5 separate regions of the Mus musculus genome follow, and regions 1, 2, 4 and 5 are each linked to region 3. A link is a loop called in an ENCODE intact Hi-C map of the cell type or tissue named here. Cell type or tissue: heart. All regions are shown on one strand. Links, peaks and the distances in the headings refer to the core of each region. The heading gives the core; the rest is flanking DNA.

Region 1 (6,355 bases), core at 736-4,735, 500 kb after region 3:
CACTATGATTCATAACTGTAGCAAAATTACAGTTATGAAGTAGCAATGAGATATTTTTATGGTGGGGAGTCACTTACAGCACGAACTGTATTAAGGGGGTAGCAGCATTAGCAAGGTTGAGGTGCGGTGATCTAAAGGAATATACATGTTACAAAACAAAAAGCAAGTGTTGTCCTACTGACTAACAAGTCAGATAAACTTGGAATAGCTGAATATGGAGGTCATTGATTTTCATGTAGGTTGTTAATTAAAGCCGTTAATTTGATCCACTAAGTATTTAAAAGAGCAGCTCATTGATTATCAGTGAAATCTAAGACAAACTGTCATGGGTAATGAAAAGATCCTAAGTAGACGGCAATTGCCAGCTTTTAAAATAACTGGAGGTTTGATCGAAAGGAACCCATGAGTGTAAAATTGACTGAAGGGGTTTTTAAAAAATATGAATAAATGCCAATACAAGTTCAGCCCACACAACAGAAGCGGGACAAGTTGGTAACGGAGTAAACGCTTGGAACAACAGCAGGCAGTGTTTATTGTCAATTTGACAGTCTAAAGTCACCTGGAAGATGGGCGTGCTATGGAGATTATCTTTATTGCATGGGGCAGGAAGACACGCCCACAGGGGGTGGGGCCATTCTCTGACTGAAATCTGAGACTGTAAGCAAGGAAGAAGTGTGCTGAGCAGTGGCACCTATGCCTTCGGTCCTTCCCCTCTGCTTTGGACTATGACTACTAATGTGACTATCAAACTCAAGTTCCGGCCTTCCAGACTTCCCTGCAGTGATAGGCCACGATCTGGAGGTGAGGGCTAAAACAGACCCTACTTCCTTAAACTGCTTTGCTGGGGTATTTTATCACAGCAACGGGAAAGGGAACTAACACAAATGGTAAATAGAACAGTGGCTGTTGTGGAAGACCGTAGGGGTTGGCCAGAGCCAGGGACCCTCCCCTTTTGACTAATTATGTACCTCCCATGGAAGAAACAAGCTGATCCTCTCCTCCTAGGTCTCCTCCTCCTCTTCTTCCTCCTCCTCTTCCTCTTCCTCCTCCTCCTCCTCTTCCTCTCCCTCCTCCTCCTCTTCCTCTTCCCTCTTCCTCTTCCTCCTCCTCCTCTTCCCTCTTCCTCTTCCTCTTCCTCCTCCTCCTCTTCCTCCTCCTTATTTCTTTTGAGGATAATTTGATTCTTGTACAAATATTGCTGCCTTTGTTTGACTTTGGATTTGGACAAACCTAGAGTCAAAAAATGTCCCCTTATTTATACTTTACAAGTTGTCCCATATGAGGCAAGGCACCTCCAGCCTTCATCTCTTCTTGGTAAAATGGGGCTGGTAAAACCCATCTAGTGGGCTTTAAGGCTTAAACTTAATCAAGGATTCAATAAATAGCAAAGTGACTGACAAGGAGCTGGACACTTGGTTACTGTTGCCTGTCTTTTAAATGTTCCTGCTCCTCTCATGGTCCCCTAGCAATAAAATCCAGTGGCCTTCCGGAGTGTAAAGAGGGGTAAGTCACAGGAAACGCCTTCAACATTTGGAGTGGGTCTAAAACATTATCAGCCTAGCCAAGAGTGTCAACTGGTGCATTCCTAAAGCTGTTGGCAGCCACTGCCCTAGTGGACTAGGGCAATTGTTCTTTCCACAGTTTGAGAGGACCAGACCTCCCTTTTCACAATGAAGTGCAGGGAGGGTGACTCCCCTCCCCCACCCGAGAGGCAGTATGTGTGAGCAAATTCTCAGTCCTTTTTTTTGTTGTTGTTTTTAAAAATCTCTTTTAATAAGTTCTGTTTTATGATCAATCACAAGTAGGTTATTCATGGGAGAGGAGGTGCCTCTCTGGGGAAAATACACTAGCAGAAGATTGAATTTAAAGCATCAGAAACGATGTGACAAGATGTAAAATAATACTATGCTAACCTACAAATGACTTATTAATGCTGTGGGCCATGTCTGGGGCGTGGCCTCATTTACCCAATAAAATTTATGGATGGATAAAGACATTAACAATGAATAATTTCAGTCTGTGGTATCCATGGATACATAGCTCAATTGGAAACCATTTCTTAGGAGTTCATAGGCAGCCATTAATAACCATTGAGTCTTGGCCACACAGCCTTTGACAGGCTAGCTTATCAGAGCTCCACGCCTTGCTGGAGAGACTTATGTGAGCGCAAGGCTACAAGGAAACCTACACTTAATGAATGTCTATTAACGTCTTGAGGAGAAGATGAGGAGTGATTAGCTGAGAGAGTTAATGAATTGTCTGTTTAAGTGGGTTTACGAGGCAAATGAGCGTGTGGAGGTGAAATAGGACATCCAAAGACGTTCTGGCTCAAGTACACTGTGAACCTCTAAAGCATGAGCATGCAATATTTCCCGAGCTTGTCAGATGAATGGAGCCTTTCTTCTCAGAGAATTTTAATGAAAACCACATTGAGAAATGTGGGGAATGGAGATAAAACATACAGAAAATGTAAACAAGTCAGATAAATATGGTGCACTTGTGTGCATGCATACAAATTGTGTGTGTGTGTGTGTGTGTGTGTGTGTGTGTTTCTCTCAACAGGATACTTTTATCCCATAAATAACAACAGCAGCAGAATAGCTTCCTAAGCAGGCTGCACCATACAGCATTTGCATGACCTCAGTTTGCCTGCCATTACCATCAAAGGAAGAAGCAATCCGATAGCTCATTGGCATCAGCTCTTGCAAAGCTATAAACATCCCAAGACCCCTCGTCACCATGGCAACCTTATCCCTAATTACCAACTGTAACAGCTATGGTTGCAGTCGCCTCTTTTGTGCAAATTTGTCCTGGAGAATTCTGGGCGGTTCCCGTAGTAGAAACAGTACGAACGCCACCTGCTGGTCATATTCCTGTACTGCGCTAGCTCCCTGTGATCTCTGGGGTCCAAAGTCAAAGCCAAGAAAATAAAGCAAGATGAACAATCATCAACTCCAGAAAAGGGGTTCAGGGAGTGGGGGAGGTTTGGGGGAACGAGGGGTCACGAGGGAAAGTGACTGTGTGTAATTTTTACAAAAATAAACTTCCGTTCTTATCTTAATAAAAGTAAGGGTCCTGGAAACAGTGACAAATCTTCAAAGCATGATAGAAAGCTGAGATGGGAACATAAAAATTTGAATGTGAAAACACATGTGTTTGATATTAAGAAATGTATTGGAGTCCGTGTGAACTCCTAGCAGAGACCTGCTTTAAGTGCATTAAATACTGTCAACTTGCTTTAAGATGGCAGTGTAGAAGCTGGGGAGACCCTCACCTGCAACCCCTGCACTTGAGAGGCTGAGACAGGGAGGAACTGGCATTGAAAGCCACCTGATGAGTGAGATGCAGATAAGCCTGTGAGATGTAGCAAGACCCTACTGCATAAACTTAAATGGCAAAATGTGTCTAGAAAACTGCTAAGTGTGATTATCAGATATGAAGATACACCAGACTGTCACAGACCAGCTTAGGGAAATTAAAAATCGGAGCCCTGGGGTGGTGGGGAGGAATGCCCATAAATTCCCCTGGATGCTTATTCGCTTAGGATAAAGTCCTATCATCTATCGAAAAATGATACTATTAACATATGTTCTCTTTATTTTGTTATTATTCTTTCTCCTGTTTCCTCTGTAGTAAAAACATTTCTGAATTTGTATTACACAATGGTTAAAATTGGTTTTTTCTATGTTGATTCCTATGCATGTCAGAATTCTGATGTGCAGCATTCTCTAATGTCAGTATTTCTGTGTTTCTTTCTTCCTCCTCTCAGCCCACATTGTGTCTTAGTTCTTGTTACCCTTGTCTTTGATTTGCTTCATGGCTTCTTGAATTTCCACCGCAGAATCTATTGACATTGGTTTTCTTTTCCTTTTATATGAAAATTACCATTTCTCTCAGAGTAGCCCACCTGCCTGTGCAACTAAGTGTAATGAGAGCCATTATTTGGTGCTTTGATCTTTTTTCACGATTCTTATTGGTTTGGGCGGGGGGGGGGGGGGTTGGGGTTTAGAGGGACAAGGTCTCAGTCTGTCCCCGTGGCTGACCTAGAACTTGTGAACCTCTGCCCCAGTCTTCTGGATGCTGAGATCACAAAGGCACATGGCTGCCTTAGGCTTCTGAGATCACATACACACACACACACACACACACACACACACACGGGGGGGGGGGGGAGTGGGGAGTTAGCAGGCCTCTGTGCAGGTTTTTCCCGTGTGTTTACACATCTTTGAACACAAATAGTTTCTGTGCCCCGAGGTGGAAAATTCTCCTTTAACCCTTTCAGTGCCCTAGAATGTCTGAAGAACCATCGGCTCCAAGACATACAACAGCGATGCGCTCCGCCACCCAGTGATGCACACAGCCTAGGTGACAGAAAGTGCAAGGGGAACACCCACAAGGAAAAAAGAACCCTAGAGTAACCCCAGAGGCAAATCCTCCTGATCCATCCACTGTGTGCCTCAGCAACATTTCCTCCCACAGATCCTGTGCTGGTTTTAAAGGTTGGTGTCCCCAGAGGGCTGCCTGAGGCCTTTCCCTTGTTTATGGTGTGTTGTTTGGTTTGTTTCATTTGTTACTATAACTCCAGGAGGTTTGACCTTTCTTAAAATGAGAGCACTCAGGCCAATCATTCAGTCCCAGTGAAGCTGAGCTCCAGTAGGGAAAAGGCCACAGCCCTTGAAGTTTCTCGTGGGAAGGAGATAGGGCCTTTATTTGCCTTTTTCATTAGTTTGACTATATTTTATCTGTTTGTTGTTTTGTTTTGTTTTGTTTTGTTAGTATACGAAGTGATTGGTCTCACTATGGGATCCTCAGACATACTTTGATGTGTGAATCCTTGTCCCTGTCTCCTCCCCTGCCCCATTTCCCACCCCCTCCTCCACACTCTCACCCCTTCTCTGACTCCCTTACTCCCTCCTCCTCCTCCCCCATCTCTCTCTCCTCTCCACCTCCTTCTCAGTCCCCTCATCTTTCATGTCTTGTTCTGTAATCCTCTTTCTTCCTCTTCTCTCAACCTCCCTTAATATCTTTTCCCCTCTCGTGGGTCCCATTCTAGTTCCATGACCCATACACACACCCTTACGCTGAGACACACACATAAAAATGATGAGAGAAAGCATGCAATCTTTGGTTCTCTGGGTCTGCGATGTTCCTCTGCTTACGATAATAATTTATAGCTTCATCCATTTCCAGCAAGTGCCATGCTTTTGCCTTTCTTTAAGACCTAATAAAATTCCATTATGTATGAACCATATTTTCATCATCTGCTCCTCTCCTGATGGGCGTCTAGGCTGGCTCTATGTCCTGACTATTTTAAACAGGACAGTGGTGAACACAAATGAGCCTGCATCTCTGGAAGAACTTAGAGTCCTCCTGATGCTGCTGCTTGGGACCCTGGAATCTACCAGAAAGGTCTGTTGGAACCATTTGACCTGCCCTAGCCTCGGGAAGATAAGAAAGACAAGTGGAGCAACTGCCACCAAGCTCTTGGCTGACCATGATGACTGTCCGAGTCAGCATACAAATACAACTCTCAACAGAACAAGAGATAGTTCATTCTGGAGCCAAATGTGAGTGATCACAGCCCCAGGTACAGAGATGTGGGAGACCTCAAATTCAATATTCCAATGTGGTAAGAGCTTTATGAAGTTTTAAGGTATCAGGACTGTGAAAGTCGCATATTGAGGTACTTTTCGAACACATTGGTGGAAACATTAGGTGGATGGGTTAACGCAACGCAGGCATGTCTTTGGTGGTCTGAAGTTAGTATATTTGGGGTACTGGAGAGATGGCTCAGTGGTTAAGAGCACTGACTGCTCTTCCAGAGGTCCTGAGTTCAATTCCTAGCACACACGTGACAGTTCTAATACCTTGCAAAGGTTTTATACATTAGTCACAAAGATGTTGGGTGAGACACAGAAATGGGTAAGGAATGGATATTGGGGGGGGGTTAAAGATAATCCTAAGAAAATTACAATTACTTCCTGGAAAATTACAATTACCATTCCCACTCCTCCCCAGCCAGTGAGGTTCTCCTCAGCTAACATGACTTATAGAAGGTTCATTGGAAGGTGGGGAACTTCTGAAGGTTTCTTTCAAATGTGGTGGAGGGAAGAGTAAAGGCAGAGAACCAGTCAACCTCACAGGAACATAGAAGGCACTTTTATGTTCTTACTCTCCAGCAACTGGCATGAAATGCAATTCCTAAATTATATAATTTCCCTTTGGCTTTTCAATGAAGCATAAATCGCAAATTACATGTAACACTTTTACTCCAACAAGTAAGCCATTTATTATCCATTGCTGCTAGCCTATAGAGAAGACACATGCAAATGATATGATACTATACTTAAGTGAC
Region 2 (6,355 bases), core at 783-4,782, 320 kb before region 3:
CAGCTTGCATTGGCCTTCAGGCAAGCCAGGCCCTTTCACACAAAGCCCTGTATCTAACAAAGGATTTCACAGAACCTATGGAACATTCTATAGGAATAGGAAAAAATAAATAAATGGTCGCATGGAAAGCTCATCGCACCACTGTAAAGTCAAGAAATAGTGCTTGATCTTTAGCAACCAGATAGGAGCTTTGTTTGTTCGTTGGTTTGCTTTTCAAGAGAGAATTTCTCTGTGTGGCCCTGGCTACTGGAACTTGCTCTGTAGACCAGGCTGGCCTTGAACTCGGAGATTCACCATCCTCTGCCTCCTGAGTGCTGGGATTAAGGGTGTGTGTCATCACCACCTGGCAAATTGGAGTTCATTTAAAGAGGCGTGGCATCATGCACTCTGAAGAAAGACTCTGAGGCCAAGGAAACAGGAATAATAAAGAGGTGGCTGGCTAGGAAACAATATATGTAACACTTCCTGCCTTTTTGTGCAGAAAAAAAAAATCAATATTCAAGTGTTCCCAACCAGATAAATTTCAGTGGGAAGCAAGCGTAGTGTGGTTCCGGTTCCCACGTGTGAAATGCAGGGGCCTTGCGCTGGGGTCTGTTGTTTTATTGGATGCTGAAAACCCAGCTTTAAAGTCTGGGAGTTCAGTTCGACACAGAGCATATGCTAAGCGTTTGCCAAGCCCTGAGTTCATCTGGAGCTCTGCATGGATGAGCCTGCAGTCCTCATGAGGAGACAGTGCTCAGCAGGTGAAGAGCAGAAAACTATTTCAAGTCATGAGTGTGTGTGTGTGTGTGTGTGTGTGTGTGTGTGTGTGTGTGTACGGGTGTGCATGTATACACACATTATTTGACTTGCTGGCTTTAATTGTGGGCCTAGAAGGGATCTTTTCTCAGGCTGGAGAGATAGCACAGTGGTTAAGAGCACATGCTGCTCTTGCAGAGGACCCAAGTTCGGTTTTCAGCATTCACACAACAGCTCACAACTGCCTTAATTCCAGTTGCAGGGACTCTCTCTTTCTCTCTCTCTCTCTCTCTCTCTCTCTCTCTCTCTCTCTCTCTCTCTCTCTCTCTCACACACACACACACACACACACACACACACACACACACACACACACACATCTTTTAAAAGAAAAATAAATATTAAAAAATAAAGTCTCCCTGTCAATTCTTTATAATGCCTGTGCCTATTGTGAGCCAGGAATGGTAGTAGTAAGGACAGTGCCCAACACTGACAACACAGAAATAAAGGCCCCTGACTGACTGTACTTCCCAGGCCACAGAAAGCAGAGAGTGACCAAAAGTCAACAGAAGAGATAGTTTGGAGATTTACTGCTTGAGGAATGAGGACTAACCATGCAGGTTTCCAGAGACAGGTAGTAGTCGTAGGAAGTTAATAGCATGCCATTTCCAGAGATATACCCCAGATCTCAGGACTGGTTGTTTGGAAATTTTAGCCCCACCACACCCTGTGTCTCTTTCTGTAATAAATGTTTTGTAATGTACTTTTACTAAAGTTAAATCAGTATGCTACCCACATACAAGTTTTAGTATAAAAATGTAAATAAGAACATACAAAATAATACATATTCGGATATGTGAATATTCGGACAGTTATGTTATAAAACATCCTGTTTCAGATGCAAGCAGCCATGTGGCTTGAGACAGCTATAAGCGCAGACTGATACATTTGTATTTTACTATGATTCAAACAGCAGGCATGGAGCTATATCTGCAGTGGTGGCAACTTTCCTTTAAGCTGTCAACAAAACAAAGGCCAAACACTGCCCGCATCCACTCACCTGAGGTACTGAGAACCCACAAGCTCACGGAGACTGAAAGTAGATCAGAGGAAGCCCTGGCTAGAGGAGGCAGGATGGGAGTTCCTGATTACTGACTACCCTGTCTCTGTTTGGAGTCATGGAAAAGATTTGGAGATTGACAGAAACGATGGTTTCATAGCATTCTGAATACAAGTCAGCCACTGATGTTGTTCACTTAGAAATGGCTAAAACGGTGCCTGGAATATTGTATAGATTTTGTTGTAATAAAAGCTTCATCTGGCTACGGTGATAAGTGCAGTTCCAGTTCTTGGGAAGAAACGGAGGCAGGAGGATTACATGTTTCAGGTCAGCATGGGCTCCATAGAAAGAATAAGGGAAGGAAGGAAAGAAGGAAAGAAAGGAGGGAGGGAAAGAGGAAGGGAGGGAGGGAAAGAGGAAGGGAGGGAGGGAAAGAGGAAGGGAGAGAGGGGGAGGGAGGGAGGGAGGGAGGGAGGAAGGAAGGAAGGAAGGAAGGAAGGAAGGAAGGAAGGACCTTCAAAAAACTTGTTTGTAAATAAAATGGAGCTGGTCCTAGCTCTGGACTATACAAAGCAAGAGTCTGTCGCAGAAAATAAGAACGGGGTGGGAATGGTAGCAAGAAATGAAGTAAAGGACGGTGGGAGAGAGAAAGGAGGGTCTTACAGAAAGTCCTTTATGTTTATAAATGGAATAGACCTGGTCCTAGCTCTGAGAGTTAATGCATGGCATTCACCTACACAAATGTCCAGCAGGATATCTGAAAAACCTCCTAAGACAATATGAACTATCCTACTAGATGTCCAGCATGGCGGGTCAGCGCCACTAAATGCCAGTAAGGCTCCCCTTTATTGTGATGACCAAAAAAAAAAAAAAAAAAAAAAAAAAAAAAAAAGCCCAGGTTCAAATTGCCTTCTAGAAAGCAGCTCCGCCCCTCTTGAGAGTTAGGAGGCAGGAAGTGAAGAGAGAGCCTAGGCGGCGCCTGGGTTCTGGCCAAGGGCGTGCCTGAAGTCCTGGGGGAGCACGGGGGCAGAGGGCTCTGTAAAGCAATCAGCAGAAACCCAGATCTCCGGTAAACGGATCTAGCTGGAGGATAGAGAGTTAAAGGGAAAGGGACACATGAACTACTCGGTGAGGTTTAGTCCTGTTTTTATCCTTAACAGTGTCTCGGTTTCACGGTCGCAAAGCTCATTGCGCTCCCCTGCCAGACGGTGGAGCTAGAGAGCCTCGTACAGATCCCGGTCCACTGGGTTCAGGTTTGAGGCAGGGCTGACTCAGCCCTCCACGGATGACACAGCAGGATCGTCGACTGTGACCTGCAAGCAACAGCTTCATTTATTAAATAATTAGCTAATTCTTTTTTTTTCCCATTTAACTTTATCGACCTATTACAGGTAGGGCGATGGCATTGGAAGGTTCAGACAGAAACCACTAAGATAAGACGGGACTCTGACCCTGACTCTTAAGCAAGAAATTAAAATCTCTTGCAATCTTCTAAGTGTCCCTAGGCAACACGCCCAGTGGAGCTGCCCTAGTCCCCTCCTCCTCCCTGCGGACAGCCAGGACTTCTACAGGAGGTGGAACACAAGCAGTCACGCAGTGGCTCCGCCCACTTCCTAGCCAATCACTGCACAGCCTTCTCCCTCCTTCCTGGAGGCAGGCACCCGAAGGATGTCGACGCGTTTAAACAAGCCATTTCAAAGGTTTAAGGGCTTGGGAGGTAGTGACTTCCACAGGATGCTAGAGGGTCCTGGTTGCAGTTGTGATTCTAAAGCTGGCACTGTTGGAAAAAAACGTAGTTGGTAGATAAGCTGGTGGAGGTGGATTGTTTACCTCCTGAGGCTCTGTGCGCACATCGCAGGCACAAAAAACGGAATGGAAAACCTCTATTGTCACCTTTTCTACCTCTTTGGAGGTGGGGGCAAAAGGCTACCTGATGCCAGTGTTGTTTGGTGAACCGTTCAACCATCCCTCCCAGCAGTTGCAGAACTCTACTTTCTGGACTCCTGGCAGCTGCCAGGCATCTCCGTGCCATATACTAGATTCTGGCCTGCAAGAGCCAAGTCTGGTTAGTCCTTGCAAGCTGAGCCCTTTCTGTACTGTAATCAATGCAATGGTGAGTCCTCTGGACTAATAACCAGGGCAACTACACCACCAACATCATCAACATCATCTTCACCACCACCCATCCACCCACACACGCTTTTACAGCATCTCACTCGATCCAGGCCACACCTGGCCAGGCAGGTGCCCTTGTTATGCCCATTTTACAGATAAGGAAATAGGAGGCTCAAGTCACCTGCCTGGAATGCAGCAGAACCACTCTCAGCAAATCCCTTACAAAGGCAACCTAATTTGGTTCACAGTTTAAAGGGGGGCGGGGGAGCCGGGATGTGTCAAGCACGGTGGGGAAGGCACAGCAGCAGGAAGGTAAGACAGCTAGCTGGTCCTGGGTATGAGTGCTTTGCCTGCCTGCATGTGGTTGACATGCATGCAGTGCCTGCACAGGCCAGAAAAGGGTGTCGGATCCCTGGAACTGGAATTAGAAGGTTGTGAATTGCCATATGTGTGCTAGCATCCAAACCCAGGTCCACATACTGCAACTGACCCTGGAGCTCAGTGCTTCAGCTAGTCTGGCCACTCAGCTTGCTCCGGGGATTCTCTGTCTCTGCCTCCCACCAGTGATGAGGTTATAGGCAATCGCTTTATCCACTGAGCCATCTCCACAGCCCCACACTTCAGCTATTTTAAACCGCCAAACCTTTGATACCTTTTTGTGGCAGCCAAGAGGACAGTGCCCAGCGGTGCTGCTGTGTCTGGGCAGACACCATGAGTCTGGATGTGGGAGTCTAAAAACAGCCACCATCCACTGTCAGGTACATGGAATGTTACTGTTTGCATGAAACCCAAAACCGGTGAGGACAAGAACAACAGATTGTTCTTGTCCTAGTTAGGGTTATCATTGCTGCGATCAAACACCACAACCAAAAACAATGTGGGGAGGAAAGAGTTTACCTGGCTTGCACTTCTCCTGCACTGTTCATGGAAGGAAGTCAGAGTAGAAAATCAAACAGGGCAGGAACCTGGGGGCAGGAGCTGATGCAGAGGTCATGGAGGAGTGCTGCTTGCTGGCTTGCTCCTCATGGCTTGCTCAGCTTGCTTTTTTCTAGCACTCAGGAGCTCCAGCTGAGAGGTGGCACCACCCACAAGGGTCCAGGCCCTCCCCTATGAAACTCTAATTATGAAAATGTCTTCCAGTCTTGGGCACAGCCTGATTGTATGGAGGCATTTTCTCAATCGAGGTTCCTTCCTCTCAGATACCTTAAGCTTCTATAAGTTGACATAAAGCAATCCAGGCAACTCCTCTCTCTTCCATCCTCCCAACCTCTTTCTTGTCTGTTTTGTGCCCAATGTCTGCGTGTGAGAGGGGTTTCTGTGAGGGAAGGAATAGAGAGTGGGGAGCTTAGGAGCAAGCCGTTAGTAACGAAAAGGAACTATGTGAACTTGAAGTGGTATCTTCATCTCTGCATGCCCTGCTCGACCACAGCATCTTCCTTTATGTATCTAGGCAGAAATAGAAGTAGTTCAACCCCAACAGTCTTAGCAGTCCTCTGATGATGCTTCAGAAGCACTTACAGCTGCTGCAGATGTCCTAACTGGTAGGCGCGCAACCATTACTTTAAATATAGTGTGCACTACACGGGCTATGACATCTGGTAATTTAACGTGCTGATAACAAAGTAAATATGTGACCAGTGTGACTCATGCTTAAACCGCCTCTTCTGTATGGCTTCCTTCCGTAATTCTATTACTGTTCATGCATTTAAAAGTCTCATTTAGGAAAGAGGTCAAAGGTGACAAAGAAGTTGTGAACTAAACCCTTGTGAGGCATTTAAAACGGGGTCTGCTGCATAGTTGTTCCTTGATAGCTGAATCCATGATCCCCAAAGATACCAAACTGTAGATAGTCAAGTCCACTTCCCTTCCTGTTTTAAAATTTCTTTTTAACGGTGTCTTTTTGTTTATGTAAATGTGCATGACTGTGTATGTGTCTTATGTAGTGTAGGTGCCCGTGCGGACCAGAAGAGGGCACTGGAGTTACAGATGGTTGAGCCTGTCTCTGTGTTTGTAATATGCAGTGTATGTGCCTGTGCAGAGCAGAGAGGGCACTGGAGTTACAGGTGGCTGTGAGCTACCAACAAGGGTCCTGACAACTTGAATCTCTACAGGAAGTGCTCATAAGTGACAAGATATATCCCCTCTCTAGCCTTTATATTTAAAAAAATAAATAAGAGTAACTATCACCTACACATATTCTTCCGCATGTTTTATTAATAAATCATGTCTAAGTGACTAATAAGATCTAATTCAATGTAAGAACTAAATGGGAATAATTGTTATACTGGATCACTTAGGAAATTATACCAAAGAAAATATCTGTACCTAGGAGGCTGGGAATCTCCTGATGTTGTGTGTCTCTTTGCAGCCTTGCTTGATTTCTTTTATTTTGTTGGCTTTTTTAAAAAGAATTATTGATTTTATGTATGTGAGTATGATGCA
Region 3 (6,355 bases), core at 1,278-5,277:
AACCAAACAAACAAACAAATAAAAAGCTAATTATTGTTGAAAGAAAGTAGGTAAAGACAACAGTTAAGTGTCTCAGCCAGGTTCCCTTAGGGTAAAGTCTACAAAGTAGTCCTAAGGTTGACCAGTTGCTCACTCTATGATAGACCTCTTTCAACGGAGCAGGGGAAGAAGCCAGTTGACATGGCTTGAGAAGCTAATAGGAATAGACTCCACCTTGCTAGAGTAGGGCCAAGAACAAAGGGCAACGACAGGGCAATCACTGCTGAGGACGCAGAGCCCAGGCTGGTGAGAGGGCTGGAGCATGTCCCCAAGTTCAAGGAAATAAAAAGTAGCGAGGAAGAGGCTGCGATCTAGAAGGGAGAAGGAATGGGAGCAAATACAAATTCTGGAATAATCCTCAGTTGAACAACCTCTTCCTACCTGATTGGAGGGGAGACGAGAACTCTGCTCTGGAGTGATACTCATCTGTAATCCCAGCACTCGAGTGGCCAAGGCAGAAGGACCAAGAGTTCAAGGCAAGCTGAGCTCTAATGGTGAAATCCCGTCTCTAAAAGGCCAAATGGGGGCAAGGGAGAAAGAGTAGGTACATGTGATTCCATCCCAGGAACTTGGTACTCTCCAGGCCATATTACTTTCTTGCTGAGCACTGGCCTTGTTAGGTAGTGAATTCCCCAAGGCCAAGCCTCAGCATGAGCCACAAAGATGGTCAAGTTCTGTTAGCTCTTGAGAGATGGGGGCAGGGTGACAGAATCAAGGACATCTATCAGGCCGAGGAACAGAAGGGTGCTGTGCAAACGTTGGACCATGAAGTTCACCTGGGAAAGAAGAAGGGATTCTTTCACTCTTGGTGACAGAGTGAGGAAACAAGGGCTCAGACAGCTTTGAGAATGGTCAGTCCAAGTCACTGAGGCCATGAGAATGAAGGCAGGAGGGGCTGGAAGGAGAAGGCCTTCAGGAAGAAGGGGAGGAGACAGAATGTGTATGTACGGATTTCATATGGATTTAAAGATCTCGACATTGTGATTGCCTTAGTTAGGGTTTTACTGCTCTGAACAGACACCATGACCAAGGTAACTCTTACATTTCATTAGGACTGGCTTACAGGTTCAGAGCTTCAGTCCATTATCATCAAGGCAGGAACATGGCAGCATCCAAGCAGGCATGGTGCAGGCAGAGCTGAGAGTTCTACATATTCACCTGAAGGCTGCTAGTGGAATACTGGCTTCTAGGCAGCTAGGATGAGGGTCTTAAAGCCCACGTTCACAGTGACACAGCCACTCGAGCAGGGCTACACCTTCTAATAGTGCCACTCCCTGGGAGGAGCATAACAAACCGTCACAGTGATAGCAGTCAGTGTAGCCAGAATTTTGCTGCTATAACAAGCAGACCTCAGGTTTTATGACTTTAGCATAGGAGTGATTGGTACATGCTTCAGGTGGGTACTTACATGAAAATCAGTTTAATTTGGGTGAAATAAACCTAAAAAAAAAAAAAAACTCAATCACTCTAGCCATGTCATAGGGCTCCCCAGCCACATGGGGTGAGAGGTGACTTGGTTGGGGGCACAGCAGGTGCAGCATGTCTCCCTTGCTGCAAGATCTCTGTTGGCAAAGTGTCGCTCCCTGATTAGAAAGGGAGTGGGAGACAGACTCTCACTCCAGGAGAGGTTTGCTCTCAGACATGGACACACTCTGTCAGGGTTGCTTTATGAAGTGTTGCTGTGGGGCCAGTTTGCTAAGACTGAAGGTCAGAGGCAACAACTCCTGCAGTGGCTCTGCTGTCTTGCATGCAAACGTAGGCCAGACTCTGGTAATTCTGTAATTCTGATGAATAGTGAAGATTTAAGAATGTTGGGCCAGTGGGGGATTTCGCCATCTGTTTTTGTCCATTGTGCCCTGAATGTATTGATAGATATACTCACTGTGCATCTAGACCTCCACAGGCCTATGAGGTGAACGTTATCCTTCCAGTGGGGAGAAACACTAAGCACTGTTTCATTTAAACGTTGGTATCCATCTGTGCTGGTTCTCATGACCGGAAGTCCAAGGCTGCCCGGAGAAACTGGTTTTAGTTGGGGGCAGGGAGAAATAAGACAAGAAAGGGATGGATTTGGGGGATAAGGGAAAGTGTTTTGGAGTGGGGGGTCAAGGATAGAAATCAGTGAAGACAGAGATGTCAGGTAGATCAGCCAAACCTTGCTCCCATACAAGGCAGAGCCTGAGTTCTCCAAATCAAGTGCTTTATCATGAAGACAACAGGCTTGCTGAACTAAGGGGTTCTTGGATTTGAATATTTCTCTTGCTCCAGCAAGAAGCTGTGCTTTATTTGAGGCCTCTTTGGGCTTCACTTTCTCCATCTATATGATAGGATGGGAAGCCCTGGTAGGGCTTGGGGAAAGATGAAAGATTTGTATTGTTTTTTTTTTTTTTTTTTTTGGTATTGAATTTGAACTTTGTTGGGGGTCAAATTCAGGACGTTGCATTTTGGGAGCCAACTCTCCCACTGAGCCAGACCTGCACATGGATTATGTGTTCAAGGTCTCAGCACCATGACTGACGGTGTCAGTCTGTTCTCCATAGATGCTGGTTCCTACCTTATTAGCTGCACAGTGACATTGCATCCGATTGGATTGATATTGAAAGCCAGAGAAGCGGAAAGCTAGCAGTGATGTTTAGCCCTCTTTTGTAGAATGAAAGAGCAGGCCACACTGCACTTTGGAGAGGAGAGGAAGTTCTCAGTAGGGGTGAAAGCTTCCTGCTAGCTCAGTTTCTTGGTTTCCACTTTCAGAAATAGAAGGTTTGGTCCTGTGGCTCAGTGCACAGAGGAAAATAATCTTGCTGAACTCAGCTGTGGAAGATTCAGGCCCTGAGGGTGGAGGCAGGGTCAGATAATTGGTGGGCAGACTGGCTCATATCACTGGGACTTAAAAGCCCTCTCCCAGTGTGAAACCCCAATGCTCCAGGATAAAGGAGTGAACTATGTGCATACTCTTCATTGGCCACCAGGGGGAAGACCTGAGACAGGAAGGCCAGCTAGGTCTGGGTGTCTCCATCAGGGACAGAGACCTCAAGGACATTCTGTATTCACACATACCAGGGTGCAGTGTGTGTAATCCTGAGATCCTTTGGGTGGTGTCTGTGCCAACTGGAGGCTGGAAGAGAAAGCTCGATTCTGTTTGCTTCTGTGGAATACCCTGATTTCCTTTGTGTCCCAATACCCGTCTTGGCCTCATGTAGTCAGGGGATCTTCAGGACCCTTTCAGAGCCCAAAGGGGGCGGGTAGTTCATATGGCCCAGTTCTGGTAAAAGTAGTCTATGACTGTTCTGATGATCCTCACTGAGCCACACCCAAAAGATGCACCCATGGAAGGTGGTAGCTGGTCTGGTCTCATGTATGTCTGCTTAGCTGTCCTTTGGCAATCTGGGCCCTTTGGGGTTTCATAGTCAGAAAAGCAGTCATCCTTGCCTGCACCCATCTGCAGCCCAGCACCCTGGTCAGAGCCTTTTGGTTTTGGCAACCCAGGATCCCTGCTCCTTCTCTTGGCCGCTGTGTCATCCTAACCTCTGCAGACCACATCGGACGGAGGCTGCAGCTCTGGGTAACTGGCCGCAATGGCTCAGGGGGGTGTTGCGGTTTTCTTCTTGGCCACATCTAGATTCCGATCTTCCCGTCAGCATTTTGTTTCCGAGTGTCCCTTCCCTGTGATATTCTCAATGTTGGGCTTCCGCAGCGCCTCAGAAGCAGAAATGGTCACTTCAGCTTTCCACATGGAAGGAAAATGAAACTAAGAACCTTGGAGGGCTGGGTCTGGACAGATACTGTATTGGGCAAACTACTGAGGAACTGAGAGCAGCTAGCTAGTCACCCTGGAGCATCAGATTGACAGCCTTCAGCTCACCACCCCACTTCCTGGCATAAGCACCTTATAAAGCCAGGGTGGGTGTTATCTCTACTCCATTCATCTCCACAAGCCATCTTTTCAAAACATAAAGCTCTCCTGCTGCACTCTTTACAAGGGTGAGCTGTCAGCAAGACTCTGTCACAAGTTCTTAGCACTGTGAGTACAAAGAAAGAAAGAAAGAAAGAAAGAAAGAAAGAAAGAAAGAAAGAAAGAAAGAAAGAAAGAAAAGAGATCTACCCTCCCGCCAGGCTCGGGGCTGAGTTGCACCACACAGTATAGGAGGCACATAGGACAAAGGTATGGATTAGGGAGGAAGGATGAAGAATGATGGAGAGGAAGGAACAACTTCAGAGGATGAGGGCGTGCCTACACAAGAGATGCTTGCCCAGCAAGCACAAGGCCCTGAGTTAGAGCCTTTCTCTGTCCAATCTACTCAAAATATAACTTTAGAAAATATAGTCATGGGGATATTTTCCTAGGGGCTCCTTGTATGATTCTGAGGTTCATTTCAAGATTAATGAGGCTCCTAGCAGTTAGGAGAAACAACATAAACTGTAGGCAGCTTTGTTCCTTGTCCCCTCTTCTCACAAGAACAAGCTTTGCGAACAAAATTCCACTGAAGTTCCAAGGACCAGGGGGTGGGGGTAGGGAGCTGTGTGGCTGGAACCAAGACCCACCACAGTGACTGTGCCCAAAATAAACTGAGTCTGGTGTGGTTTTTGGCATGGTGGTGATGTGGAAAAGCCTTTTGTTTTTTTCCCCGTAACAACGAAGCGACAAAGCCTATTTATTTATGTACCAATCATTAACACGTACTATGAGATCAGGCTGCATGCTGCACAGCATCTATTTTATCTGAACAAAACAAAACAAAACACAAAAAAAATCCCAACCAAACAAAAACCAGAAGTGAAAGGAAAGAAAGCACAATGTGCTTTTCTACTTCTTTATTTTGAGATACGGTCATGGAAAGCTGGACAGACCAGCAGTGAATCTTGTGTTTCTCCTGCCTCGGCGTCCTGAGTAGCTGCAGGTACAAGCCTATGCCAACAGGCCCAGCTAAAGGCCACTGGGCTCTGAGCACGTAGGCAAACACTACTATTGGGAGGTGTCTTTTTCTTCTCTGCAAGAAGAGGTTTGCTTTGAAGCTCTGTATATCTGCTGAGCATGGGGACTGTCTGGGAGTCCAGGGGGCGGCTGAAGTCAGTCTCAACTCCCCCTTCAGTTTATTCCCCAAGACTGCGCCAGATGCTTGGGGTGTTACTACCATAAGGACTGTCTCACAGGGACACCAATGCTTGCCCTTTCCTGGTTGGTGTTGGGTGAGGAATTGTAGGGAGGTGGGCTCTGGAAGAGACTGTGAATGCAGAATAGATAGATTCATCCTTGTTGTCAAGCATTTAACTTTTAAACACCCAGAAGTCTTGGAGACTGGCACCAATATCCTATTCCCAGATAATGATTTCCTAGGAATTTTCCATTGAGTGTCTTTACAGAGAGTTAACAGTTACAGTTCATGGTAACCGATCGGTCAGTCTAGATGCTTCTTTCTCATCCCTTTTTATGTTCCTGCACTGAATTGAGCAGAAAGTTCACTAAGATATGCAACTACAAGTATTTTCCTTCATTAATTAAAGTTTGTTTTTTTTTTTCCTGGGCCTTCTATGTGCCAAATACTCTCTTAAGCTCCAGCCAGAGCAGATAAATCAGTTTTAACCTTCTGTCTCTGGACATTTATGGGCAGAAATGTCAATTATCATGGGTTAAGAACCTTGCGTGTCTGGCTATAGGGAGGAGCTTGACACTAATGAGATGGATAGATAGAACCAAACAAAATATTTCACAGCAAATTGGTAAATAACAAGATGAATCTAAATCCATTAAGATCAAGTGCAGGAAAGTGCAACAAAAACAAACAATGTAACTAGAGGCTATTTTGTTTAAATTAATGTGAATCTCATTAACCTTGCCTAACAAGTAGTTATTTCCCCTGTGATTTAATAGGGCCCTCCTCCTGCTGACTGCTAGCTGAACCTTACAGTGGGCTTTCCTGGAAAGTTTTGCTTTATTTTCATCGATCCACCTATCTTTCTATCTTCTATCCATCTATCTATCTATCTATCTATCTATCTATCTATCTATCTATCTATCTATCTACCTACCTACCTACCTACCTACCTATAATACTGTCTAGGTGGATCTTGATCCAATCTATGCATGTATGTATGTATGTATGTATGTATGTATGTATGTATCCATGCATTCATCCATCCTTCCATCATCTATCTACCTACCAACCTACCTATGATACTGTCTAGGTGGATCTTGATCCAATCTCTGTATGTATGTATGTATGTATGTATGTATGTATGTATCCATTCATCCATCCTTCCATCATCTATCTACCTACCAACCTACCTACCTACCTATCTATGATACTGTCTAGGTGGATCT
Region 4 (6,355 bases), core at 1,089-5,088, 140 kb before region 3:
TTTTGTTTTGTTTTTGTTTTTATGTGTCTGTGCTTGATTTATCTGTTAACAAAGTTGCTGTCAATGAGAACCACAGTTGAGGAGCTTCACTCTGAAGTCTTCTTCCAGTGCTTCATTTCTTTGCCTTAGGAAATACCAAGTAGACAAGTTGACTTTTCTCGCTGTTCAGGCACAGTAGACTGGAATTCCGTCTGGAAGTAACGTGGTAGATGAAACCGGATGCTGCACTAAAGAGCTGTTTTGTACTAATTGCTGTGGAATCACTGAATTGTACTTTGCCATAGATACGTCTTTTGGTTTTCCAAAGGTATATTCGGGACAAGCTTTTAAAGGTACGGTGATGCATGGACTGCAACAGCTGCGTAAGCACCAGATGTGTGATGATCCACAGTGTTCCAGTGCTGAGGCCCTAGCCAAAGATGGAGAGTGTCCCAGTTAGTGTGGGATGGACCGTGGTCAGTCCTGCAGGAAGCTTTATGGAGAGAGAATGGACTTTATTTTTAAAAGATGAATGAGCAGGCATTTATATGAGAATGGTAGTATATTTTGATTGAACAGTAATATAACAATGTTGAATATAGAGGACTCTGCGTGCTTATATATTCCCACTGCCTATTGTTCTTCAGTAATGAAAATGATTAAACAACTCCACCACAATTCCCTCTACACTTACACATATATTATGTCTTGTACGTTAATATTTTTAGCGCACAGGAGAAATTTTATGTAATAAAGTTACTGTATCTTTTGGAGTTAAATTTGAATTTGTATTTAAACAAAATGTCTGATAATTCTTAATGGCACTTTTACTAATTTATTTGGGGGTTGTGGGTGCATTCTTAATCTCTTTCTTTCTTTGGCTTGTATAGTTGCGAATCTAGAAGGATCCACAATACAAAGTTTTGATGGGATAATTTCTCATATCCTTTGGGATAGTGGCATTCCTATGGTTTGGCTTTGAGCCACCAAGCAGTCAGTAGAAGTCTTTTTTTTTTTTTTTCTCAAATGGTAGTTTTTATGATTCTCACCCATCACTATAAGGCTTAGTTTTGTATAGTTGGAAGAGACCTGTCAACTTAAGATATCAGGAATGCTATTAATAACCTATAATAATTGTTTTTCTAATATATTTGGTGTAGCAAACTAAGCCCAGCCACTCATTTTATATAGTCAACTTTTTATTAATAAAACTTATAGAATAAATGTCTTGTCAACTTGATTGTATTTTGCTAATCTCTGACGATCCATACAAATATTTAACCCTCTTGTAATGTTTTTGAAGTGCTGGAATTTTTTTGAAGATCTCTCATTCTGTTAAAAGTCAGTTTTCACTTGGTGGCTGGGCAATAAAAATTGGTAATATATAAACCTATAATAGACTTCATAATAACTAACTTCTCAGTATCAAGTTGTATATCCATTTCTCTCAGATTTTTTTTAAAAAGTATTCCTGAAATTTTTATTTAAACCCCTAAATCTTAGACATGATACTTTGTTGTGTTGTTGTTGTTATTACTATGTGTGTGGTGCCTGAGTGCATCTGACACAGCATGCATGTGGAGGTCAGAGGACAGCTGGCAGGAATTGGCTTTTCCACCATGGAGTCCAGAGATCAAACTGTAGGTCTTCAGGCTTGTTCACTGCTTGCACTGCTACCCCTAACCATCCCACCAACCCTAGAGAAATGCAAACAGAGTCACATGTAACTTACTACAGTAATATGTTTATTTTTAGAAAATTTGTGTGCATGTAGAGCTAAGCAGTGCTGGCAAAAGCATTTTTGGTGAAACTTAAACCATTCAATTATTTAAGAATATCCATCTTTTCTATACCACATGATTTCAAATAGAAATAATTTGTACTGTCTCTCCCTAACGCCACCCAAAATTGCTGACTGGGCCAGCATCAAGATGGCTCAGTGTGCTGGGCGTGGTGATGCACGCCTTTGATCCCAACACTTGGGAGGCAGAGGCAAGCGGATTTCTGAGTTCCAGGACAGCCAGGGCTACACAGAGAAACCCTGTCTCAGGGGTGGGGGGTTGGGGGGGGGGAATGATGGCTCAGTGCGTAAAGGCACTTGGAACCAAACCTGATGATCTGAGATCAGCCGACAGAACCTAAGTGACAGAAGTGTATCTCAGTAGTTGTCCTCTCCCCTCCACACCTGCATGTCCTCTCTTTCGCACACACACGACATTAAAAAGTAGTGTGTTTAAGGTCTGCTGTGGCCATATACCTTCAGTCCCAGCACACTAGAGACAAAGCCGAAGCCTACTCTACAAAGTCTCACAACATTCTAGATAAAGGCAAGGAGCTAATCCCTTGAGTTCAAGGCCAGACTACAAAGTAGGTTTCCGAGCTACCTATGAAGAGTCTGTCCCCCTCTCTTTCCCAATTTAAGTGTGTCTAAATAATGAATCTTACCAATTTTCTAAGCTATTTGAGAACCCTTAGTCTATCTAAAGATGGAGAGTTGAAGCTGTGTGAGTTTCTTACACAGCATTCTTATCATGTATAGTGAATCTGTGGGACCTGAGGGGGTTCTCAAATGTTTAAGATACTGGGTCATGTGGGATGCACTAGCCCTATGTTTGAAATAGAGACTTTACAGATTTGAAGTTAACATAAAATGGCCCTTCATAACACCTTGCTTGTCACATAGACAACCACAAAACTTCGGGTTCTACAAAGAATTCTTCAAGCAGGAAGTTAAACTGGCATAAAAATATTTAGAAATAGGACCAGCAACCGGTTTGAGTAGTTTCCCACCAGGGGGCAGTAGTTACATCTTGACCAGCCTCTGTGAACTGTTTGTGGATTGTATAGACAGGTATGCCATTAAAACCCAAACCAGGCCAAGTAAACAGTGATTTTAAAGTGTGCTTGTATCCAGGTTAATGATTGGAAGTTAACATAAAATGGCCCTTCATAACACCTTGCTTGTCACATAGACAACCAAAAACTTTGAATTCTACAAAGAATCCTTCAAGCAGGAAGTTTAACTGGCATAAAAATATTTAGAAATAGGACCAGCAACCGGTTTGAGCGAGTTCCCACTAGGGGACTGTTTGAGACCCGTGATAGACATCCAACGCCTGTTTGAATGCACCAGGCTCTCTGAGAAAGGACTTACTTACCATTCTTCCCTTGCAAAGGCAGATCTGATAAACCTTGTTACAAGACCAAAGACTTCACGCACACTTGTGCAGAGTTAACAGCAAGGTGTGTAAATACGATTCTCTGGACAGTTAAAAAGCGCTTAAGGCGAGAGAATGTTCACTCAAACGTCCTTAGGCCTGTTTTTCTAGAGGAACTGGGTTCATCCTATGTAAGCGTAATGCCTTCCTATTTCCCCCTGATTCCCATGTTGAGGATTTTGTTTTGAGATAAAGGGTAGTCTTTTTTTTTTTTTTCTTTCTTTTTTTTTTTTTTGGTTTTTCGAGACAGGATTTCTCTGTATAGCCCTGGCTGTCCTGCAACTCATTTTGTAGACCAGGCTGGCCTCGAACTCAGAAATCCACCTGCCTCTGCCTCCCAAGTGCTGAGATTAAAGGTGTGTGCCACCACCGCCCAGCTCAAAGGGTAGTCTTGAACTGACGTTCTTGCTTCTCTGTCTTCCAAGTGTGTGCTGGTGGGTGACTTTCAAGTATTATCTATAAAGAGGATTTTCTTGTCTACATAGCCACACTTGTGTGGATTTTCCATAGCCAGTTCCTGGTTTTGATTTTTGTTTTTATTTTGCAAGTAGAAATTAATAATCATCCCAGTCTCAGTGTAAAAACTATTAGTGTACAGCCCTACAGCCAGAATTAGTACCTTATGGGATAGGGACATTACAGATCTGGGACATGATGACAAAAATGCGTTCCAAGGGCTGACCAGATGGCTCAGTGGGTAAGAGCACTGGCTGCTCTTCCAAAGGTCCTGAGTTCAAATCTCAGCAACCACATGTTGGCTCACAATCACCCGTAATGAGATCTGATGCCCTCCTCTGGTGTCTGAAGACAGCTACAGTGTACTTATGTATAATAATAAATAAATATTTTTTAAAAATTATTTCCAAAATAACAAAACCTTGAATCATGATTATATCAACCATCTTCTTTCTTTTTTTTGGGGGGGGGGTGGTATTTTTGTTTGTTTGTTTGTTTATTTGAGACAGGGTTTCTCTAGCCCTAGCTGTTCTGGAACTCACTTTGTAGACCAAGCTGGCCTCAAACTCAGAAGTCCGCCTGCCTCTGCCTCCTGAGTGCTGGGATTAAAGGTGGGTGCCACCACCGCCCGGCTATCAGCCATGTTTTCACATCTCTAATTGAACAAAAACTGGCTTTTCACTTTTATCCATTTAAGAAAGAAAGGAAATGGTGACCTAGGTTGGGTGTGGTGGTGCACACCTGTAATCACAACAGCCTCGAAACAAGGAAAGGGTGAGGAATCCAAAGTCATGCTCAAGCAATGCAGGGTCCCAGGCCAGCCTAGACTGCAAGCCACACTATCAAAAAGGTTCGGGTGGGGCCAGAGCCATGGCTCAGGATCTCCTGTGGCACCTACATGGTGTATCATAGCCATCTGTGATCCCAGTTCCAGAGGAATCCAGTCAATCTTCTTGCCTTGGGGGGTGCAAGTCATGGAGATTGTACACATGCATCCACCCATGCACACACATACACGCAAATAAAAGGTTCATACAGAGTCTGAAAGAAACAGAACAATGTGACCCAGTTTGTTTGCCTGCTCCCAGTGTTTCTAGTCTGGATATAAGATTCTTACAGAGTATGCTCCAAAGAGTACATTCTCAATATGAGGCGTGTTTCTTTTCATTCCTAGTTGGATCTTTTGAAAAATCTGTCTTTTTGCTTTAATTTTCTATTTACGTATTTGAGAGGAGGCATGCCTGTGGAGGTCAGAGAATAAGATGAGTGGTCTATTTTGCCTACTTTGCACTATATGTTAAGTCAGTCTCAGGTACATGAAGTACTTAGACATAAAATGAGAAGACCCAGAGGAATGTTTTTATACCTGCATTATGCCTTTATAAATATAACACTGTATGTGGGAGGCCTAAGAGATGATTTTTATCACTATTTATGTGTGTATGGCACTGTGTACATGTGGAGGTCCAAGGACAGTTTGTGGGGTAGGTTCTCTCCTTGTACTATGTGAGCCCCAGAGATTGAACTCAGTATATAACTCTGGGCTGCAGCCCAGCCTTTAACCGGAGTCATCTCACCAGAGAATTGGGGTTTTATAAATGCATGTGGATGTTTGCCTGCACGTATGTCTGTGTACCATGCGGGTTTCTCATGCCCTCAGATGCCGGAAGACAGCATTGAGTGCCCTGTGAACGAGCTGTCATGTGGGTGTTTTGAACCAAACCTGAGTCCTTTGCAAGAGCAGCCAGTGTGCTTAACCCCCCAAGCTATCCCTCCAGATCATGTTTTTGGATGTCAATTCAAAGTGACAAAGACTTATTGTGTGTGCCTGTATTTATGATTTAGAGGGGGAGGGCATATGCCACGGTGCATTGGTGGAGGTCAGAAGGCAACTTTGTTAGCTTTCTTCCCATCTACCGGGAGCTCCGGGCAATGAACTCAGTCTGCAGGTTTACTCAGCAAGCGCCTTTACCGGCAGAACCATCTCACTGGCTGGTCCTAGATTTAGTATTTCCGTGTTTGGGTATCTCAGACCATATTTTTAAAAAAGACAATTACATGAAAATTCAACAACTGCAATTAAAGCAAAGTTAAAAGGCAAGTACAATATTGAGAAAAACATTATACAAAAATCGGGTCAAGGAAACTTGACAAAGATACGACGTAGGAGTATTTAGGAACATTAACAGAGTCAGCAACCAGCGTACAGGAGGTAGGGCATTTACAGAGATAGATAACAACCAGGGTTTGGGTAAATCTGTATTTTCTTTTCCCTTTTAATTTGTTTTTGAAGGCAATGGGTCGCTCGATAGCGTAGGCTGCAGGGAACTCGAAATCCTCCTGCCTCAGTCTTAGAAAGAGCTGAAATAACAAGTGTGCGCCACGCCCAGCCATTGATTTTTTTTTTAAACCGTGATTACATGTTACCTTTGCAATTAAAATGTTATAAATTCCAACAAGGTGATTAGCTCCAAGGTACCTCCCACGGTATTCTGTGGGAGGCACAAATGGATGTTTCACTAAGGGGAGGAACTGGGGTTTTCTGCTTCTTTAAAGCCACGGGTGAGTTCTTAAGTGGATACTGCAGGCGTGGGAGGGGTTCCATTCAGGCCCCGCGCGCTTCCGGGCTGCACACTCCTCCCTAATCTCAATCCAATGCCAACTTCCTAGCTCAGCCCTTCCGGCTATTGCGACTGACTCGC
Region 5 (6,355 bases), core at 1,159-5,158, 480 kb after region 3:
ATAAGCTAATGGAACACTGGCAGTTTACAATTCAGTCATAAGCTCAAGATTTTTATTTCCCTTTGGTTGTCTTCTGAATATGAACTTCAAGATGCTCCCCATCATGCTAAAAGCATCTCTGTTCAACCTGTGTATCCAGCCCTCTGGACTGAGAAGAGAATGTTCTGTGCCTTTTAACTCAAACCTACAGCTTTTACTCAGTCCCAAGGGCATGAGTCTACTCATGTTTTCTAACAGACCCACGTTAACTATATTTCTAAAATATGGATTTCAATACAATGGTAAATACTATTGTACAGCCTTTTGTAAACTAAAGTTTACATAAACTTCAGTGAATCAAGAGTCTTAAGACTTGGACCCACCTGTAACAGATAAAATGGACTCCAGATAAGCAAACCTGTCTGTTCTGATCCAATCTAGCAGGTGACCCCATATGTAAATTATATAAACTAACATATATCATACAAGTTAGAAATTTTATATATTGTAACATATATAATAACTACATGTACACACATGTGTATGTATATATAAATTATCCACATTAAATATAATTTATACAAGTTAAATATAAATGATATACATAGAATATAATTTATATGCATTGAATATGATTTATATACATTAGTATATATTGTATACAGTAAGTATAAATCATGTGCATTAAATATTAATTATATTTTAAGTGAAAATAATATATATTAAATGTTAATTGTTTAGATTGAAATGTGAATTAAATATGAGTTAAATTATAAAATGTAAGTTATAATCTATATAAAGTACATAATTTTGCATTCCTCAAGGACAGAGAATTATGGAATGAACCCATGGAGCTCTAAAAAATCAGTTACAAAAATATTTTAAAAGGGGAGTTGCATACTCCTTCACCAAAAAAAAAAATTTATTTTGAATTTTTAATCTTGGATGCCATGAGATTCTCTGCTGCTGTGAGTCTATTGTACCCTACAACTAGGCATACTTATGCCCAGGTAAAATGAAAGGATCCACTTGCTGGCATATGGCATGATCCCAATCAGGTATTAATATGGGGAAGAGAACATGTTTGTGTTTTTTTCATGGGATGCTGAAGGAGCGTGGTGGCTGCTAGAGTGATTGGTGAGACATGCTGAAGCTGGGACAAAGAATGATGCTGACCATGATCTTGCTGAAAGCCCTGACAACGGTGATGAGGAAGGTGTTCCTGACCCACCTCTGCTATATCCTTCTGAGTACTTATGACCTCTAATTATACTCAGTTGTTAGGATTTCCTTGGTATGAAAATAAAAAGTATTCCAAGTTGGTGAATTACACTGCTAGGGGCCAGGGCCTGCCTATTTGTTTTACTAGAAATACTATGAATGCTGGATGTGTTTCTGTGAACCCTAAGACTTGGAAGAAGAATATCTCTAAGGCTATAGTGCAAAGCATTAAAATGGGAATGCCTATATTCCAGACTGGACAAGCTGCCTTGCCTCAGACTTTTAGAATTTGCAGAATAGAAAACATGAAGACTGGAACCTGCCTTCAAAAACTTCAATCAAATGGAGTTGTTATAATGGCCCTCCTCTTTCCTTTAACGTGACCAGCTGTCTATCCCTACTCAATCATGGACTGGTCTGGAAATCAATCCAATACTGGACAAGCAAATGTCAGTGGGCATTTGGAAGGCAGGTTCTAGACATTTTGAGAGACATGTCTGGAGATTGGCAGCTGTCTTGTACGATGTTATGTTTGCTGTAGATAAAAATGGAACAGGTTGGGGTTGGAGAGATGTCTTAGCAGTTAAGAGCACTGACTGCTCTTCCAGAGGTTCTGAGTTCAATTCCCAGCAACCACATGGTGGCTCACAACGATCTGTAATGGGATCTGATGCCCTCTTCTGGTGTGTCTGATGACAGCTATAGTGTACTCAGATAACTAAATAAAAATCCTTTCAAAAATCAAATATTTAAAAGAAAAAAAACTTACAGCAACAAATAAAATTATCTAACAAAGACCTAGAGTATTACTAGGGAAAAGAGATTCTCTAATTAGACATATATGACTTTATATAATAAGTGTAAGATCATAAAAACCTGTGTTCTCAAAGAGTGCTGTTCCATTGATATTCAGATCAAAGCTTGAGGTTTCTATGCACAAAGAGAATTCAAGAGCATCAAGCAGATGGTTAGCACCCCTCATTAGGAGTAGGAGCTTATTCATAAAATACAGTTATTCATTTCATTTGACACACACAAAAAAATCAAACATGGAGAATTGAAACATAATTCCAAATAGACCTTTTAAAAAAGGAACAGGTTTTGTGATTAAGGTGAATGTAACATCCTGTGTTACCCCACCTAATCTTCTATTAGTTGGGAATGTTACCTTTGATGTAGGCTCTGATAATGAGTACAATGTTTCTAGACTCAAGGCTTTCATTTCTGACCCACTGCAATGGTGACAGTGAGAGTCCTTGCTCGTAATAAAGACCCTTATGTGTTTGCATTGGAATTGGCTCCTCAATGGTCTCTGGGGTCCCTGTGACCTGGACATAACATCTTGGTGCATTGGCTGAGAACCCTAAGACCCCCAGTACTCCCAACCAAAGGGACAGGAGGCCAGCTGGTAAAGACATGCCTCATTTTTGGTCTTTGTGTCAGTGTCTTGTCTGTCAGATTCGTGTGTGTGTGTGTGTGTGTGTGTGCGCGCGCGCGCGCCTTGACTGCCTGATTTTTCTTGATTATTCATGGCAGGAGACAACTAAAGCAGACATGGAACCTGTACTGGCTAGTTTTGTGTCAACTTGACACAGCTGGAGTTATCACAGAGAAAGGAGCTTCAGTTGAGGAAATGCCTCCATGAGATCCAACTGTAAGGCATTTTCTCAATTAGTATCAAGGGGGAAAGGCCCCTTGTGGGTGGGACCATCTCCGGGCTGGTAGTCTTGGTTCTATAAGAAAGCAGGCTGAGCAAGCCAGAGGAGGCAAGCCAGTAAAGAACATCCCTCCATGGCCTCTGCATCAGCTCCTGCTTCCTGACCTGCTTGAGTTCCAGTCCTGACTTCCTTGGTGATGAACAGCAGTATGGAAGTGTAAGCTGAATAAACCCTTTCCTCCCCAACTGCTTCTTGGTCATGATGTTTGTGCAGGAATAGAAAACCTGACTAAGACAGAACCCCCGCTACATTGGACATTCTGGAGGATCATAGCCAAAGAAGCTTGGAAGTCATTCCAAAGCCTAGCATAAAGGACTGAGTGCCCCTGGGGTATGGAGTGTCCCTGGTGTTAATATCTGGGAAGGATGGCGTGGGCATGGAACCCGCTAGCAGATATGGAACCCTGCTATACCCCTCACTACCTTAGCCCTGTCTTCATTTTTTTCCTCCATAAAAGTGGAGGAATCTGCTGGCTAGCCTTTACCACCCCCTTGTGGCTGTCTGTTTTGTGCGAGGCACTTTACTATTCTGTAACTGAGACAATCAACTCAGTCTTAGGGCATTTTAAGGAGATCAAGGTCCACAGACACAATTTGTCAGTGAAGATTAGAAAAGGGAAAATGGAGACCTTTTATAAATCTGAATGGCCTATTTATGATGCAGTATGGACCCCTGAAGGTACCTTCCAACTAGATATCATCCTGGAAGTCCACAGATAGGTCTTTGCACATTGGCTGGGGCACCCCAATCAAGTGCCTTATATGTGGTCTGGGAGGACTTAGTTTCTAACCCCTCACCTTAGGTTAAATCCTTCTTACCAATGGGACCTAGACTCAGTGATTGGCCATAACAGAATGATCTCAGCGACAGCCGTCAGGGCAGAACCAGGCTGCAATTAAACCTTCAGACCCTCTCTACCCTGTTTTACAGGCTAGAATGAATGAAGACCTCATTTCCCCCCTCCCTATCGACCCATTTCCTAGCCCTTACAGGACCTTTTTATAGAAGAAGGAGCTTCACTGGAATCCCTGGTCCCTGCCATAAAGCCTTCTCACCACAGAAGAGCCAGGACCCACCTGAGGAATGCAGAGTAGAAAGGGAGCACGCAGAAGAATAAACAGTTAGGCCTGACTCTAAAGTCTTCCCACTAAGAACTAAGAGCTTCCCGGCCCAGGACCAAGACAACCAGCCTCACATCTATTGGTTTTATTGTTTTGGGGTTTTGTTTGTTTGTTTGTTTTTTCTTTACTACTAGTGACTTATATAATTGGAAATCTCAGAATGGCCCCTTTTCAGAGAACCCCTGTGCCTTCCTTGATAACCCTGCTATAAACTGCCCTTTTTACCCATCAGCCCACTTGGGATGACTGTCAGCAACTATTACAGGTCCTCTTTACAACAGAAGAGAGTGAGAGAGAATCCAGACAGAGGCCAGGAAATTGTTTCCTGGTGTCTCTGGGGTCCCTACCACTGAGCTGATTTAAATCAATGAGGAGTTCCCTACCACTTGCTCTGATTGGGATTGTAATACTGCTGAAGGTAAGGGGAGACTCCTTGGTCACCACCTGTGAAGGTTTGAATATGCTTGGCTCAGGGAGTGGCATTATTTGGAGGTGTGCCCTTATGGGAGTAGATATAGCCTTATTGGAGGAGGTGTGCCACTGGGGGCATGGACTTTAAGACTCTCATCCTAGCTGCCTGGAAGCCAGTCTTCTCCTGTTTGCCTTCAGAACAAGATGTATAACTCTCAGCTCCTCCTACACCATTCCTGCCTGGATGCTGCCATGTTCCTGACTTGATGATAAAATGGACTGAACCTCTGAACCTGTAAGCCAGCCCCAGTTAAATTTTGTCCTTATAAGAATTGTCTTGGTCATAGTGTCTGTTCACATTAGTAAAACCCTAACTAAGACACCACCAGACTTGATTGGGGTATCTCAAGGCTGAAGCTTGCAAGCTAACCAATTTAGGCAACGTATATAATATTAGACAGGGACTGGAAGAGAACAGCTGCCTTCCTTGGAAGAGTCATGGAAACATTTAGGCAATACACTCATGGATCCCGAGTCTCAGGAAGCAAAGGCAGCAGTAGCCATGGCATTTAATAACCAGTCTGCTCCAGATATTCGCAGAAAACTTCAGAGAGTTGAGAGACTTGGAGAAAAGAGTCTCCAGGATTTAGTGGCCATGGCAGAAAAGATTTTTTACAATAAGGAAAGTGCTGAGGAAAAACAGGTAAGGGCTGAGAAACAGCAGAATCAGAACCTAGACAAGATCATGTTAGCAGCAATGGCTGAGCCTGAGCATCGGAGAGGGTGCCCCAAACAGCCGAATAAAGATGAAGGTAAGAGAGGACCTAGAAAAGGGGACATTCGCCCCTAGCTCGGCAAAAGTCAGTGTGCCTAAAGGAGATACAATATGTCCTCCTCATAGGAGGACTATGTCCTCATAGGAGGTAAGAGATGGCTATTCCAAGCCAGGAAAGAAACAGTCTTGAGAATCCCCACACCCAAAAATGCAAGGGAAGTGAGGGAATTCCTGGAGGTGACAGGCTTCTGCAGCCTATGAATCCTTGGGTTTGACAAATTGGCCAACCCCCTATATGAAGCAACCAAGGAACAGTCAGGATTCACATGGACTGACAGTCATCAGAAGGCCCTGGATGCACTGAAACAAGCTCTCCTTTCAGCCCCTGCCTAAAGGCTGCCAGATATAACTAAGTTCTCCAACCTATTGGTAGACAAATGTAAAGGAATAGAAAGAGTCCTAACCCAACATCTGGGACCATGGTGCAGCCTGGTAGCTTATCTGTCCAAATGGCTCAATATAATAATAGTTGCAGGATGGCCATCCTGCATCTGCATAGTAGCAACAGTTGGCTCTCCTGGTGAAGAAATGCAATAAGCTGCCTTTGAGACAGAGTCTGGTTATCACCACTCCCCCATGCCATCGAAGAAAGCCTAAAGCATCCTCCAGATCACTGGCTTAGTAATGCCCACATGACCCATTATCAGACTCTATTGCTGAACCCTACCAGAATTTCCTTCCAGATCCCCACTGCCTGCTACTCTGCTGCCCGACCCAGACTTTATGACTGCAGAAATCCTAGCACAAATACATGGAGCTCGAGTGGGCTTACAAGACACACCTCTCCTACACCTCTCCACCAACATGAGTTGCAACTGCTCATGCTCATGGGGCAATGTACAGAGAAAGGAAACTGTTGACTGCAGAAGGAAAAACTATTAAAGATAAAGATGAAATCTTGACCCTGTTAATGGCTCTTTGGCTCACAAAAAAACTAGCCATTATCCACTGCCCAGGGCATCGGAAAGGAGACAATCCAGAGGCACTAACCTACAAGATCAAGCAGCTAACCCTGACAAAGCAGAGCCTGTGTTAGTGATCACATTTCCAGACCCAGTGGATACCCCGAT

What was found. Peaks named below come from ENCODE experiments on the same cell type or tissue, not always from the same donor. Only the 100,000 strongest peaks of a DNase experiment are listed, where the experiment ranks them.
Region 1: a loop joins it to region 3, with 3 times the contacts of the local background. A loop is called at or near these places in 8 of 42 quality-filtered maps.
Region 2: it touches region 3 in a loop (2.7-fold over the local background); 2 of 42 quality-filtered maps call a loop at or near these places.
Region 4: it touches region 3 in a loop (3-fold over the local background); 7 of 42 quality-filtered maps call a loop at or near these places.
Region 5: a loop joins it to region 3, with 3 times the contacts of the local background. A loop is called at or near these places in 9 of 42 quality-filtered maps.

The regions. Positions count from the first base shown.
Region 1 is chr14:66,374,538-66,380,892 of GRCm38, reverse strand. No RefSeq gene overlaps it. Among named protein-coding and RNA genes, the nearest start is that of Stmn4, 33 kb to the right of the region's middle. In heart, for the core only: a CTCF peak has its summit at 2,865 (motif pointing left); no DNase peak of the experiment used is centred there.
Region 2 is chr14:67,185,554-67,191,908 of GRCm38, reverse strand. It overlaps Gm30438 (a long non-coding RNA gene), which reads right to left. Exons shown (of 8, transcript XR_874742.2): 8 at 2,697-3,111. Among named protein-coding and RNA genes, the nearest start is that of Gm30806, 13 kb to the left of the region's middle. In heart, for the core only: a CTCF peak has its summit at 2,986 (motif pointing right); DNase peaks (open chromatin) are centred at 2,808, 3,028, 3,378 and 4,058; H3K4me3 peaks cover 1,296 bases; H3K27ac peaks cover 967 bases.
Region 3 is chr14:66,870,204-66,876,558 of GRCm38, reverse strand. The region is part of intron 1 of Dpysl2 (dihydropyrimidinase-like 2); the gene reads left to right. Gm5464 (predicted gene 5464) reads right to left here. Exons shown (of 1, transcript NR_157372.1): 1 at 5,554-6,355. Among named protein-coding and RNA genes, the nearest start is that of Gm5464, 4.5 kb to the right of the region's middle. In heart, for the core only: a CTCF peak has its summit at 3,002 (motif pointing right); DNase peaks (open chromatin) are centred at 2,998 and 3,708; H3K27ac peaks cover 1,342 bases.
Region 4 is chr14:67,009,073-67,015,427 of GRCm38, reverse strand. Ppp2r2a (protein phosphatase 2, regulatory subunit B, alpha) reads left to right here. Exons shown (of 10, transcript NM_028032.3): 10 at 1-1,372. Among named protein-coding and RNA genes, the nearest start is that of Bnip3l, 3.4 kb to the right of the region's middle. In heart, for the core only: a CTCF peak has its summit at 2,771 (motif pointing right); no DNase peak of the experiment used is centred there.
Region 5 is chr14:66,388,021-66,394,375 of GRCm38, reverse strand. No RefSeq gene overlaps it. Among named protein-coding and RNA genes, the nearest start is that of Stmn4, 47 kb to the right of the region's middle. In heart, for the core only: a CTCF peak has its summit at 3,408 (motif pointing left); no DNase peak of the experiment used is centred there.